Linked DNA regions of Homo sapiens: region 1 is linked to region 2. Evidence: chromatin contacts called from ENCODE Hi-C or POLR2A ChIA-PET data. All regions are on one chromosome and are shown on one strand. Each heading gives the region's core, a stretch centred on a gene start or an enhancer-like site at or near the end of the contact. The rest is flanking DNA. Distances are from core to core; before and after follow the strand shown.

Region 1 (4,790 bases), core at 1,005-3,504, 79 kb after region 2:
TCCTGACTGCTATCTCTCTCCCTCACTGCTATCTCTCTCCCTCACTGCTATCTCTCTCCCTCACTGCTATCTCTCTCCCTCACTGCTATCTCTCCCTGACTGCTATTTCTCCCTCACTGCTATCTCTCCCTCACTGTTATCTCTCTCCCTCACTGCTATCTCTCTCCCTCACTGCTATCTCTCTCCCTCACTGCTATCTCTCCCTGACTGCTATTTCTCCCTCACTGCTATCTCTCCCTCACTGTTATCTCTCTCCCTCACTGCTATCTCTCTCCCTCACTGCTATCTCTCTCCCTCACTGCTATCACTCTCCCTCACTGCTATCTCTCTCCCTCACTGCTATCTCTCTCCCTCACTGCTATCTCTCCCTCACTGCTATCTCTCTGTCTGCTATCTCTCTCCCTCACTGCTATCTCTCTCCCTCACTGCTGTCTCTCCCTCACTGCTATCTCTCTCTCTGTCTGCTATCTCTCTCCCTCACTGCTATCTCTCTCTTTGTCTGCTATCTCTCTCCCTCACTGCTATCTCTCTCTCTGTCTGCTATCTCTCTCCCTCACTGCTATCTCTCCCTGACTGCTATCTCTCTCCCTCACTGCTATCTCTCTCCCTCACTGCTATCTCTCTCTCTGTCTGCTATCTCTCCCTCACTGCTATCTCTCTCCCTCACTGCTATCTCTCTCTCTGACTGCTATCTCTCCCTCACTGCTATCTCTCCCTCACTGCTATCTCTCCCTGACTGCTATCTCTCCCCGACTGCTATCTCTCCCTGTCTGTTATCTCTGTCGGACTGCTATCTCTCTCCCTGACTGCTATGTCTCCCCGACTGCTATCTCTCCCCATCTGCTATCTATCTCTGACTATCTCTCCCTGTCTGCTATCTCTCCCTGTCTGCTATCTCTCTCTGTCTGCTCTCTCTCTCTCTGACTGCTATCTCTCTCCCTGACTGCTATCTCTCTCCCTGTCTGCTCTCTCTCCCTGACTGCTATCTCTCTCCCTGACTGCTATCTCTCCCTGACTGCTATCTCTCCCTGACTGCTATCTCTCTCCCCGTCTGCTCTCTCTCCCTGACTGCTATCTCTCTCCCAGTGTGGAAGAGAGGAAGAACCTCCTATTTTCAGACATGGCCTGTGGAGAAGAAAGCCCCAGGTTGCATCCACAGGGTGGTGTCTCTGGAAGATTCTGGGATAACCCTGTAAGAGTTTGGTGGAAGAGGCCGGGTGCAATGGCTCACGCCTGTAATCCCAGCACTTTGGGAGGCCAAGACAGGTGGATTGCTTGAGGTCAGGAGTTCGAGACCAGCCTGGCCAACATGATGAAACCCCATCTCTACCAAAAATACAAAAGTTAGCTGGGCATGGTGGTGTGCACTTATAATCCCAGCTACTCGGGAGGCTGAGGCAGGAGAATCACTTGAACCTGAGAGGCGGAGGTTGCAGTGATCTGGGAGCCCACCACTGCCCTCCAGCCTGAGTGACAGAGCAAGACTCAGTATTAAAAAAAATAAAAAGAGTTAGGTGGGAGGAATGAGTGCCTTCTCTGATTCAGGCGTTCTGGCATGTCACCTCTAGGGGATTGAAGGGGGACCCTCATTCTGTAGGACAGAGGGATAACCTTTCACCTCCATCCCCCAGATGTGCCCCAGGATCTCCTGTAGACACAGCCTACCTCCCCCTCCTATAATCCTCACCAGCGAGCACACTTGGGGTGCTGGTGACTCATCCTGGATCCTAAGGGAGGCTTCCTGAGGATGGGCCTAGTGAACCAAACTTGGAGACAGAAGGTGAGTATGGAGACAGCGGAGCCCAGCCCGGAGGGAAGATGGCCTGGACATGAGTCATCCGTCCTCATCATTCGCCCAAGGATTCGATGTTCCTTTGGCTGGCATCTATTTTCTCTTTGCAAAACTATTGATCCTGCTGCCAAATGTACCCTAAGCCTACCTTATGCATCAGTGAGATGAATGATAAATTCAGTAACCTGAGGACACAGTAACGAGAGGGCACAGAGGACAGTGACTTGGACTTTCATCAGTAGACTTAACACTGGTTGGGCCACGGCCCGAGCAGGACTGAAATTTAGCAGGAGATGAGGACAGTAACATTTGGGTTTGTTCACCAAGCCCCCAGCTTGGCACCAGAAATTTTTGGCTTTCTGCAAACAGCTGCACAGAAGCAGTGGCCAAACCCAGCTAGTGTGTGATGAGTCATCTTGCGTCAGCATCGTGCAGCACAGACATCCTATGAGGGCTCCTTTAGCTGCTGTGTCTGGTTTGGGCTTTTTCCAAAAGACGAGGGAGCCAAATACCTAAGCCCCCACACTAATGAGCACTTTGCGATTCCATGTAAGCAAAGTTATTTCACCTCCCAAGACGCATCTACACTCCTCATTATTCATTGGCTGGCCCCGTGAAGCAAGGCCGAAGAAACTGACTTGACTTAAATCAGAAAAATGAAAACGGAGAGGACTTGGCAGTATGTATCTTTAGGAAAGCATGAGACAGTGTAAAGTCCTTCTCTTTATTCTGAGGCCAGGGCTTTAGACTATAGTAAGGTTAGTCATTGAAACCGATTTCAAGTTTCTAAAGTTTTACCAAGTATGATGATAGAAACTACTTCTCTAGGGATTTTTAATATATTCATGTGCATATGATTTTAAAGTGGACAAGGCACTCTTCATATGCATGATCTTATGTAAACACTACAAAACTCCAAGAATCAAACATTTATTATGACCTCCATTTTACAGATGAGAAAACAGGTTCCTAAAAATGAAATTATTTGCTCAGGGATGATGTCACAAATCACTGACAGAGCTTAAACGCAGGAACCAACATTCTGACTCCAAATCCCATTGATGTTTTCCCCAAACGATACAAGAAATGTCTTAAATGAAAGTCCATGTGAATATTTTGAAGAACCCTTCCAACGTCTTACCTAGACTGTTTTGTGATGCTGAGAAATTGATCTACACGTGTGCATCCCTCACATGGCCACAAGATGGCAGGGTAGCCTCGATGATTGAGAAATTGGCTTCATTCCTTGCACCAGTAGAGGGCTGTAGTTCCATGTTTCAAAAAGTAAGACATGGAAAAAAAAAAAAAAAAAAAAGAAAAGAAAAGAAAAGAAAAACAAAACAAAACAAAACAAAACCCATCAGTGTCTACATTGATGAAATAGGATGGTGGGAGGTTTGTTTTTCTTTTTGCCTTTTCTTTTTTAAATTAGGCAGTGAGAGTTCAAACAAACAAGTCTCCATTTTCACCTCTGTGTTTGCTTTTGGAGGCACGAGGTCAGGACTTGGGCCAGCCGCCTAGCCTACATTATTCATCTGTCCAGTTCCAGCCCTGGAACAAATGTGAAGAAATGAAGTAGCTTCAGTGGAGGGAAAACAGTGTTGTTATTGTTGCTGGTGACAGTTCTATTTGCCAACAAACATAAAAACATACTTTGGAACCCAAATGGGCTTGTCAGAGGGAACTTTTGTTCCATGTTTGGGCTGGGATGCTTCCAGATAGAAATCAGGCTGGCATTTGAACTTCAGGAGGCAGGGAGAGAGCTGTGCACAGCAGCTACTGACCCGAAAGGCCAGGCCATCAGCTGCAGTTTTCATCTGGGTGTCGTTTGACCACAGCCCACGCGGCTCCGGGTTGCCAACTGGGGTCACTGCCCTGAATGGGTATTATGGGGGAGGAGAGCAGGGCAGGCAGGCCAGGAGGATGGGCTTGCCACAAAAGGGGATTAACAGGCTTTGGATTCTGAGTTTTTGGAAGGTGGTTCTCACTTTGGGGCTTTGGGATGGTGAAAGCGGTCGTGATTCTGGGGGATTTATTTGCTGTAAGGTCTCAATTATCCCAAGACTGTTGGCAGCACCTTGGAGATCCCTTTGCTACATGGATTAATTACTCCAGGGATAAAGCCATCCTCGCTGTGTCTGCTGGTGAGTGTTTAGGGTCCGCGAACTCATGTAAATGCCAGTCTAAGGAAGCATAATTCAGAAGGCCAATCTGCCCATCCCCTGCTACTGTTACATAATTCAAGGTGAAGGTCCCAACCACAGCTGTCCGGGGGCTGCCTCCTCCCTCGCAGATGGAAGAAGCTTGCTTGATGGACTGGACTTACACTAATACGCTATCTATTTGGAAAGAAGAGATGGCGATAAATTACTACCATGGTGAATATCATTAAAATGCCGCAGAACCAAAAGCACTGTGTGAATGTTAACTCCAGGCACCTCGCATAGCCACTCCACAAAGCTCCGGTATCACCCAACACTTTAAATTGAGCTCTAAAGCTGGAAAGGCATCTTAGAGATTAGCGGGTCCAGACGTTCGTGTCTAAGACAGCAAGCTCCCCCTAGGAGGAGTTCAAGAAATGTTTGGTGAATGAGTGAGCCTTTCATTTTACAAATCATGTAACAGCCCCTGGGAAGTGAAGCAATTGCCCCCATCGCACACCTCATTGGTGGCAGACCAGGCACTACGGCACAGCTGGCTAACTCTCAGGTTAGTCCTGTTTCAATTCCATTTTGCTGCCTAGCATTTAAAAAACTCATTTTTATTTTGTTGCTTTTTTCTTTTCAAGCCTTCTTTTGATCTACAGTTCGCTTCAGAACTACACAGTGATGAGGCGGAAACCTCTTGGTTCTCACCTTCAGATTCATTTGGTCTCAATTTCCAACCACTGGGCCTTGTAAACCTTAACTGGCTCTAGAGCTAAATAGTTCAATTTCCAGCATTCAGCCTCAGATTTATGGACACTTACGATAGAAGACTCAAATGTATTCCAATAGAT
Region 2 (4,799 bases), core at 1-2,500:
AGCCTGTGCGATGAGAGGCTGTTTAGAAGAGGGCTCGCAGCAATGAGTTACTTTGATAGTCCCCTGTTGCTTCTGTTTTCTCAGGCAGGCAGTTTTCCCAGTTCAGGAAGGTTGGTTCCCTTCTCCCCTGACTCTCACCAGTTCTGTAATGAATTCTGCTGCCTGAATACTCTTTCTTTTTTCCTTCTCTAGCCTAAATTAAGCCCATTCTTCAGGGCTTTGTTCAGGTCCTACATACGTTCCCTAGGAGGCCTCTCTTCTGAGTTTCAAATGGCCCATTTCCCTCCTGTGAATTCCCAGAGCCCCTGGGAGATTCTCCTACGCATTTTGGTTCTGAGTCCTTTCCTTTTTGGTTTATTGGTTTCTGAATTGATTTATTCATTTTATTATTTAAGAAAAATTAGTGACAACTCTCCACCAGGCTTTGGATAAGGTTCTAGAAATTCTTCAAACAACGAGACATCTGGGTTTTTTGTTGTTGTTGTTGTTGTTTGTTTTCTTAAACAGAGACAGGACCTTGCTACGTTGCCCGGGCTGGTCTCAAACTCCTGGGCTCAAGTGATTCTCCCACCTCGGCCTCCCAGAGTGTTGGGATTATAGGTGTGAGCCGCCACGCTTGGCCAAGACATCTGTTTTATACAGCACTTTGTCTCTTCAGGTAAAATGTGAGCTCCTAGATGTTGGGGACCACTTCGTTTGGTGGCCACGATCTTCACTCTCTTTGTCCTTCTCCTAACTCATTCTCTTGCAAAGTGTTCGCTGTCCAAGGAGTGCTTGATGCATACTTCAGAATGAGTGAATAAATCAATCGATCAGCTAACTCAGTAACCTGTTAATCTAGTTCACAGTTTTTAAAACCTAGGTCTTCTTGTATCACAGAGAACCAATTATCTTATTTAATATAGGTGTACCCGTTTCTAAGAAAAAAAAGACACGTTGAGTTAAAACTATGACAAGAATTCAAAGTTGAGAGAGATGAGTATTCACTTTCCAAAAGACATTTTTGCTTTACCAAAAGGCTTGCCATGAAGTTTCTTTATGTTGTGAGTTCCTGTCTCTAAAATATTTGAAATGCAGTCAACCATTTAGTAATGCAACCTCTAAATGAGGCGAGAGAGAGGTACAGGCAGTAACAACCAACCGCTATTACCTGCTTGGGCTGCCGTGGGCAGAGACCTCCTTGTTCTTAAAAGTACTCTGAGGACAGTGATGGGTACAGCTGCCTCCTGCTGCTGGATCAACTGCAGAGTGGCAGGGCCTGATTCCTTTACATCATTCAAAGGGTATTGTGACGCACACTGGCTTGCAAGGTTTTGCCAGGCAATGCCTTTCAGGTCCTGGGCTTAGAAAAAGAGTGCTCCTTTGGTCTCTAGGGAGAGACCAGCTGCACATGAAAGAAGGGGCAAAAATTACTGTGAAAAGGAAAATCATGTAGGCAAATAACCAGGCTATCTAATCACTAGAGCTTGCTTTCCTGTAAAGATTGTCCCAAGGACAACGTAAGGTGAAAATCTGGGTGGTGCCACACTGAGGAGTCCTGCCCTTTGCAAGCTGGAATTGAGGAAGGATGGTTTGGCACGAGGGGCAGATGAGGCCAGCCCCGCCTTGTCCAAGGTTAGGTCAGGCTCCAACCTGCTCCTTTGCAGGTATCAAAGGATAATTTTAATTATTTAAAAATATGCTGCAAACCAATCCATGGAGTATCACAACAGCACCACTATATAGAAGCAAGCCATAACCTGAGAAGAAGAGAGTGGCAAAAATATTTATTCTGACCAACCTCTGTCAAAACCAAACCAAACCAAAACGAAACACTGGCATTTTTTTTTCTTTTTTTTTTTTTGTGATGGAGTCTCTGTTGCCCAGGCTGGAGTACAGTGCCACAATCTCGGCTCACTGCAAGCTCTGCCTCCCGGATTCAAGCGATTCCCCTGCCTCAGCCTCCTGAGTAGCTGGGACTACAGGCGCGTGCCACCACGCCCGGCTAAGTTTCTGTATATTAGTAGAGACGGGGTTTCACCACGGCCAGGATGGTCTCGATCTCCTGACCTCATGATCCTCCCGCCTCGGCCTCCCAAAGTGCTGGGATTACAGGCGTGAGCCACCACACCCAGCCAACACTGGCATTATCTACAGTAGGTTGTCCTGGAAACAGGGACACTTCTCACTTATATACAGTTTGCAGGTTAGAATGTAAAATATTTCCATAAGATTCCAGAAGGCACTCAGGAGAGACCAGGGGCCAGGCTGGGTTCCTGCTGGGAGCTTAACCTACATGGAACAGGCATAAAATAATGTAATGACAGAGTCTTGGTGACAGCATTTTGTTGAAAGCAGATAAGCTAGGGAAAACTTAAATAAATATATGAGGACAGAAGCAACAAACTGGAACCACACTAAGAGAAAGGATAAATTGGTTTGATTTGTTGAGTGAGCACCACACGTTTTTTTAGCTATTAGACACACACCATCTAGAATCTCCACCACCACCATGGAAGGAGATTCTCTTTTGAAAATGAAGTATTTCTATTTGAAATGAAGGCTAAGAGAAGAAGCTACGGAACTTGCCTAACAGTCACACAACGAGGCCGTAATGAATCTATGATTTGAATCCAGCTATTTGACGTCAAAGGCGTTTTAAGAGTAATAACCAGTATTCTTCACTGAGGAAAAAAAATGAACAAAAAATCCCCATGTTCTTTACGTAAGACATACCTGGCAATATAACAGAAAGTACAAAGAAGAAAGTTTCACTCGCGTTCGTGTGAAGAGACAACCAAACAGGCTTTGTGTGAGCGATAAAGCTTTTTAATCAGCTGGGTGCAGGCCGTCTGAGTCCGAAAAGAGAGTCAGCAAAGGGGAGATAGGGGTGAGGCCGTTTTATAAGATTTGGGTAGGTAAAGGAAAATTACAGTCAAAGGGGGGTTGTTCTCTGGCGGGCAGGAGTGGGGGTGACAAGGTGCTCCGTGGGGGAGCTTTTTGAGCCAGGATGAGCCAGGAGGAGGAATTTCACAAGGTAATGTCATCGGTTAAGGCAAGGACCGGCCATTTTCACTTCTTTTGTAGTGGAATGTCATCAGTTAAGGCAGGAACAGGCCATTTAAATTTCACTTCCTCTGTGATTCTTCAGTTACTTCAGGCCATCTGGATATATACGTGCAGGTCACACCAGCAGGCTATCAGTAAAGTCCTCCTTACCGGTGGGAGGTGGAGTAGGGCTAGCCCCTGGCATTCTGTAGGGAAGCAAGTGTTAAAACTTTCACTTAAGCCGGGCGTGGTGGCTCACGCCTGTAATCCCAGCACTTTGGGAGGTCAAGGCGGGCGGATCACCTGAGGTCGGGAGTTCGAGACCAGCCCGGCCAACATGGTGAAACCCCCGTCTCTACTAAAAATACAGAATTAGCCGGGCGTGGTGGCGCATGCCTGTAATCCCAGCTACTCGGAAGGCTGAGGCAGGAGAATCGCTTGAATCCGGGAGGCAGAGCTTGCAGTGAGCCGAGATCGAGCCATTGCACTCCAGCCTGGGCAACAAGAGCAAAACTCCGTTTCAAAAAAAAAAAAAAAAAAGTTTCACTTACAGCACAAAAGGACAGAGTAGGAGGAGGAGGAAGCAACTGGCAGGTGCAGTTTCTCAGGCATTTGAGAGGTTGGAGAAGTCATTATGAGAGTAATGAAACTGGCTGGTTCCTGATGAGTACAATCTATGCTTTGCAGTAAGACGGTAAACATCATCATTAATTTAGGCAAAGTGTGAAAGCAGGGCTCCCCCTTTGCAGCATACAGAGGGGCTCTCATTTCCTGCAGCAGGGGGGCAGGAAAAGATGAGAATTAGACTAAGGATTTAAATATAAGGGTAGTGGGGCCCCCGAGAAGAACCTGGCAAATCTGCTCTGCCAACATCATGGCTGAGTTTGGAAAGGATTGGTGACCTCAGATTTGGTTGAGGACAAAGAGGTCAATGCACTTGACGGCTTGCAAACTCAGATTCCTCTCTGTCCGGGGTTATTATTCCTCCCTGGCTTGACGGCTTGAAGATAATGCAGGGGTCGTCTCACCACCGCTTCAGGATTTACCATTTCCTCTGCTGGCCGCCAGACGATAATTAGATGGAGCAGCAACATGACCCGCAGGGGAAGTGCCTGACCCACTAAGAGAGGAAAGAAATGATGAGTCAAAGAAAAATAATCTGAATTTCAGTCAGAAGGAAAGATTAGACAAATTCAAACATTCTACAGCATAACTGGCCTGGACTCTTTAAAAATGATAAAGTCAAAAAAGATACCAGAAGGCTGAGAAACTCTTCTAGATTAAAAGAGAACAAGAGATATGACAAAGAAAAGCAATCCGTCCTCTTGGGCTGGGTCCTGGCCCAGACTGGGAAGTCCCCTGCCGCAGAGCCCGATGCACTTTCTGGAGGCCCTCTTGAGGACCAAGGTCCTATTCCCCAGCTGAAAGCTTTGCCTGCTCCTAGATCATAGTTCACTTATGTGCCAAGAATTGGCATTACCCAAGATTACACACCCTTCCTGGGGTAGCCCATGTCCAAAGATTGATTAACACGGGGATACAAAAGTCCAGCCTTCTTGCTTGAATTTGGGACATCTCTGGAGTTCCATTCTAGTTTCAGAGCTTTCCGTGGCATTGGCTGACGCATCTGAAGTAAGTGACTCATAGTTCAGCTTCTCCCTTTGCCAAATCCTGTTTTCTTCACTCCCTTCCACGTGTTGCTACACAAGCACGCCCCGATAGACCACTTCCCAACAGACTGCTTCATGAAAATTTCCATCTCAGAGTGTGGA

The links. Hi-C counts contacts between places; a loop is a spot of excess contacts on that map. ChIA-PET counts read pairs that join two places held with the same protein, here RNA polymerase II (POLR2A). Pooled maps may share reads with other maps.
Region 1: a pooled map shows a loop between it and region 2 (2.5-fold over the local background). The contact joins the enhancer-like site here to the promoter of SPMIP3 in region 2. A Hi-C loop is called at or near these places in 3 of 50 pooled maps. POLR2A ChIA-PET finds 5 or more read pairs at or near these places in 2 of 52 experiments (BJ and HEK293T).

Annotation. Positions count from the first base shown.
Region 1 is chr1:244,271,420-244,276,209 of GRCh38, reverse strand. All of the region lies in intron 1 of LOC105373262 (a long non-coding RNA gene), which reads left to right. Among named protein-coding and RNA genes, the nearest start is that of SPMIP3, 79 kb to the left of the region's middle. RefSeq lists a silencer at 2,922-3,148. Within about 2 kb of position 2,254, at least 21 of the 41 ENCODE cell types and tissues checked have a DNase peak (open chromatin) inside an H3K27ac peak, as active enhancers do.
Region 2 is chr1:244,349,086-244,353,884 of GRCh38, reverse strand. SPMIP3 (sperm microtubule inner protein 3) reads right to left here and starts at 1,250. Exons shown (of 5, transcript NM_001012970.3): 1 at 1,151-1,250. RefSeq lists an enhancer at 3,241-3,300.